Regions from separate parts of the Homo sapiens genome. Here region 1 is linked to region 2. The links are chromatin loops, found by intact Hi-C in ENCODE. Cell type or tissue: psoas muscle. All regions are shown on one strand. Region 1 has its middle 4.5 kb from the start of NFATC2. Region 2 overlaps NFATC2 (nuclear factor of activated T cells 2).

What was found. Hi-C counts contacts between places; a loop is a spot of excess contacts. Peaks named below come from ENCODE experiments on the same cell type or tissue, not always from the same donor. Only the 100,000 strongest peaks of a DNase experiment are listed, where the experiment ranks them.
Region 1: a loop joins it to region 2, with 2.3 times the contacts of the local background. A loop is called at or near these places in 17 of 110 quality-filtered maps.

Annotation. Positions count from the first base shown.
Region 1 is chr20:51,545,960-51,548,459 of GRCh38, reverse strand. It overlaps a transcript of NFATC2 not described here. Among named protein-coding and RNA genes, the nearest start is that of NFATC2, 4.5 kb to the right of the region's middle. In psoas muscle, no CTCF peak of the experiment used is centred here; no DNase peak of the experiment used is centred here.
Region 2 is chr20:51,461,874-51,464,373 of GRCh38, reverse strand. All of the region lies in intron 5 of NFATC2 (nuclear factor of activated T cells 2), which reads left to right. Among named protein-coding and RNA genes, the nearest start is that of MIR3194, 10 kb to the right of the region's middle. RefSeq lists an enhancer at 812-1,772. In psoas muscle, no CTCF peak of the experiment used is centred here; a DNase peak (open chromatin) is centred at 1,293; H3K27ac peaks cover 398 bases.

The DNA.
Region 1 (2,500 bases), 84 kb before region 2:
AGACAAATATCCCTGCCCTTGTGGGGACTGCATTCAAGTGAAAGGAACAGGCAATAAAAGAAATATACATATGAATAAAATACACCATAGCGGAAAGGGCAATGAGGAACATGAAGCAGGGTGAGGAGACAGAGAATGCCGGGGGATGCGATTTTTATTAGGACAGGCAGGGAAGGTCTCTAACAGGTGACTTTTGAGCTGTGAAATGAACAAAGTAAGGTAGTGGCCAGGCAATATCTGAGGGAACAGTAAGTACAAAGGCCCTGGGGTGGGGTCATGTGGGCGTTATCAAGGAACAGGCGGACGATCAGGGTGGCAGAGGGAGTAAGAGAAGGGGAGAATGGCAGGAGATGATACCCAAGGAGAGTCAGGTGGGACGTAGCTTACGTAGGGCCTTGCAGACCAAGGGCTTTGTATTTAATTTTAATTTAATGGGAAGCCACTGGAGGGTTTATCAGATGTATATTTTTTAAAGGCTCCCTCTGGTTGCTCCACATAGGGGCAAAAGTAGAAGTAGCAAGTCCAGGGAGGAGGCTTCTGCAGTTGTCCAAGTAAGAAATAATGAAGGCCTGAATTCTTGGGAGGTGGGAGGAAGAACAGTGAAGTTAGTGAGAAATGGGTGGCTTTGGGTTACATTTGGTGCAACTGCCTGCTTTTGCTGAGGGTTTGCACGTGGGCATGAGAAAAGGCGAGGACTCAAGAACCACTCTTTGGTGTTTGATTGGAGAACTGGATTACAGGCAGAGCAATACTTGAGTTGAGGCACAGTGAGGCAGGAACAGCTGGAGACGTAGGGTTTGGTTTTGGACACATTCACACTGAGGTGCCTGTTAGATGCTCCCGTGGAGATGTTGGGTCGTCATTGGATATACAAGCCTGGATTTCTGTGGAGAGGCCCAGGTTGTAGATAAAAATGAGCTTTCTACCAGAAGGTGGAAAGGAAGGCAGAGCTGTAGGTGGTGGGTAACTCCAGGGCCATCTTGAAGCAGCCTGGGGACGCAGAGCCACCTTGGGTGGTAGGAGGAGCTTCTTGAAGGCGTTTCGGGAGTCAGTGCTTCTTGACTGTTTCTATCCAGGTGGACCCAAATTATGCTCCATTTTAAGGAAGCCTAGAAGAGGAAGAGAGGTAACTCACAGAGGGACCAAAGGATGACAGTCTATGAGTCTTGTGAATCCTTCCACATTTTCTTATCTCTATGGCTACCACTTGTCTCTGTAGTCTACGCCCCCATTATCTCTTTCCTGGACGGCTATAAGAACCATCTACTTGGTCCTCCGGCTTCAACCCTTGCCCCTGCAATTTCTCATCCTCAGAGAACCCAGAGCCATCATCTAAAAACTCGTCTATGATTCTGTCATGTGCTGCCTAACACTCTCCAGTTGTTCCCAATTGCTTTCAGGTCCCAAACTCTCAACATGGTCTCCTGGGCCCCACTTACCTCCCAGCCTGATCTTACACCATCTTCTCATCCTTCCCTGAGCACCTGCCACTCCTGTCTTCTTTCGGGTCCTCCATCGTTTCATACTTTCCTCCTGCCTCAGAGCCTTTACACATACTCCCTCATCGCTCTGTTAGTACCTCCCCTCATCATTCCCTAACTAACTTCTACCAACCTTCCAGTCCCAGCTTAAACATCGCCTCCCTAGGGCAGCCTTATCTGAATTCCCTGTCTACGTCAGGTTTCCTTGACATAAGCTCTGTAACACATTCTCCTTGCCTTTCACGGCACATACCTCAGTCTGTAATTAGACTGTGGGTTAAGTGCATGTTGAAGGGAGCTGAGTTCCTGGGCCAGGGTCAAATAGTACCAATGTGTGCTAGAAGTTTCAAAGTCTCAGTGGCTTCACTAGCTTTCTGTTGCACTTCGGTTGGAGAGGCTGGGGAAAAACTCAGAGGCCAGGGTGTCCAAAGGAGGTCAGACACAGGATAGAGAGAAAGTTGACAGCGATGCCCTGTGAAGATCACCATCCCACCTCCATCCCTCCACCTCCCAGAGTCACTCTCGATGCATAAAGCTCATGCATTCTGCTCCTGGACCTTGTTCCTAAGAGCACAGATTATTTATTTTTGAATTGAAAATATGCCTTTCCCCCAGCCCAAACTCCCACCCTTCAAGGTAACCTTTAGGGAAGAAGACCCTTTTACTCCCCACTGTCCAGCAGAAACTCTTTTATGGGTTGGCACCTAGTCTGAAGCACTTCCTTTTAAAGAACTCTGACTACAATAGTCCAGACTCCAAATCCTAGAAGCTTTGAAAATATATCCACTGTTCAGAGGGACAACAAAGGCAGTTAGACTGTCCTGAACGGTCCTGCCTCAGGCTGAAATTTTTGTAGCACTTGATCAGTTGCAAAGTGATCTTCCCTTTAATATCTCATTTTATCATTGGGTATCTGAAGAGGAAGTGGAATTGGGGTAAGAATTTAGGTTCTTGCCATAGCATTTGGGTGGCCAGGGTAAGCCTCAGGGTGGAGGACCCTTAAAGAAAACTCTAAGGAT
Region 2 (2,500 bases):
CTTTCCCTATCTGTAAAATGGGGAGAATAATAGTACCTCCCTCAGGGTGGCGGTTAAATGCGTGTGTGTCTCACACAGTAAGTGCCAGACGTGATCCCACAGGGTAACTCAAGTGCCTCCTTTGTGGTGGCCTTTGTGGTGGCCCAGTGTGGACGGATCTCATTGTCTTGCCTGCAGCCCTCCCGTAGTTCTGTAAAGCAGGCTTTACGTACCTCTGGCTGCCACCCTGTCACTGCAGGAGTCTGAAACCCAGGCAGCAGTAGGCCGGTGTGAGAGGAGAGTCGAGCAGACAGCCTGCAACATACCCTGCTGCTGGGAAGGAACCCCAATAGTTATCTGGCCCAGTGGGGTGGGCCACCTGATGAGTGAGTGGAGGAAAGTTGTTTTTTTTTGGAGAGCCCAGGATTGGGGTGGCTTCTTTGCTGATTGAAATAGTTACCTACCCGGCCCTTTACTGGGCTACTTATGAGGGAGCTGGGAAGGCAGAGTGCCCTTCTGAACACCTACGATGTACCCACAGATGCACTGAGGTTAACTCATTTCCATCCTCATCATAACCTCAGAAGGCCCATCTTAAACGTTTGCTCAGTTCATTTGTTCGAAGCATTTGATAATATGCCAGTGATGGAGGCACAGAAAAGCACCCTTGCAGGGTGTGGGCGCCTGCAGGCTGAGGCTCCGAAGGATGAGTGACTTGCTGCAGTCCCACGGCTGGCAAGGCAGGGGCAGAGCTGGGGTTAAAGCCATCTTCTTTTCTCTGTCCCGGCTGCCTGGGTTCCTCAGTGATCCAGAGCTCATCAGGTTTTGGACTGAGAATATTCTGAAGAGGGTGCCTGTTAGTACATTGGAATGGTAGAGTAATGATCTGATGGGAGGAGAGACAGCAGCTCCTACTCTCCCTGATGTCCTGTGGAGTGGATGAGATAGGAAAGTCTCACAGGAGGGGCCGTGCTGCTGCATTTCTCCATATGAGAAAGCTGAAGCTGAGGCCCCCCGCCACCGAGGCCCACAGCTACAACTTTGTCACTCACTGTGTGTCTCATGCATTTGCACACATCATACCCCACTCCCTTGCTGTGGACCTCAGTGGTTCCCTCAAAGAGGTGAGCCCCACACTAGGGGAGATTTTGGTTCCCCTCCACTCTCCCACTTCCCAGGGAAGACCCAGGGAACAGCCAGAGTGGAGGCTGAGGGGCCTGTCTGCTGGCCCTGCTCACAGCCTCTCCCGGGAGATGCCTGAGTCGGCAGCACATTCTGGGCCAAGCCAGGCCCAGCCAGACCAGGCTCACAGCCAAGGATGGGGCCTGATACAGAGACAAGAAGGGCTGACAGCAGCTGGAGCGCCAAGGCCAGGGTTGCTCAGTGCTCGGGCCAGAACGATGACCAATGGGAGGAACCTTCTTGCCTGGGCTGGCCGGTGTCTTTCCCACGAAGTCCTCCGTTTCACTGCAGAGGGTCCCATGGGGTAGCGGAATCCCCCAGTGTAGGTCCAAATTCTGCTTGTCCATTTGCTGTGAGCTCCCAAGCTTATTCCTTCTCCTCTGGGAGGATCAATGTCTTCTACTCTAAAACGGGAGTGATTCCTGCTTTGTGGTCTCATGAAGTTTAGCAATAAAAATAAACACAACTAACATTCACTGAGTCCTGATGAGATGCCACGCAGGCCCATGGATTAGCTCATTTAATCTGCAGGCAGCCCAGTGAGGTTAGTGCTGTGATATTCCCATTTTATAGATGAAAAACAGAGGCAAAGAAATTAAGTGTCTTGCTCAAAGTCCCAAAATTAGAATGTTACTTTTACGTGTGAACCCTAAATTGCTTCTTGGTGTGGGCGTTTTATAATATTTTTAAAAATGTGTATATGTTGTGCCTGCAATCTGTAGTCTTTATAGCATTTGTAATTGTCTGCTATTTATTTTTAGTTTTTTGAGACAGAGTCTCGCTCTGTCATCCAGGCTGGAGTGCAGTGGCGCGATCTCGACTCACTGCAACTTCTGCCTACCGGGTTCAAGCAGTTCTCCTGCCTCAGCCTCCCAAGTAGCTGGGATTACAGGTGCGTGCCATCATGCCCAGCTATTTTTTTTTTTTTTTTTGTATTATTAGCAGAGATGGGGTTTCATCATGTTGGCCAGGCTGGTCTCAAACTCCTGACCTCAGGTGATCTGCCAGCCTCAGCCTCCCAAAGTGCTGGGATTACAGGCATAAGTCACCCTGCCCGGCCTGTTATTTCTTAAATTTAAATTTATTTTTATTGTTGAAACAGAGTCTTGCTGTGTCACCCAGGCTTGAGGGCAGTGGTGCAATCTCAACTCACTGCAACCGCCACCTCCCAGGTCAAGCAATTCTCTTGCCTCAGCCTCCCAAGTAGCTGGGATTCCAGGCACGTACCACCACGCCCAGCTAACTTTTTTTGTAGTTTTAGTGGAGATGGGGTTTCACCACCTTGGCCAGGCTGGTCTCGAAGTTCTGACCTCAAGTGATCTGCCCACCTTGGCCTCCC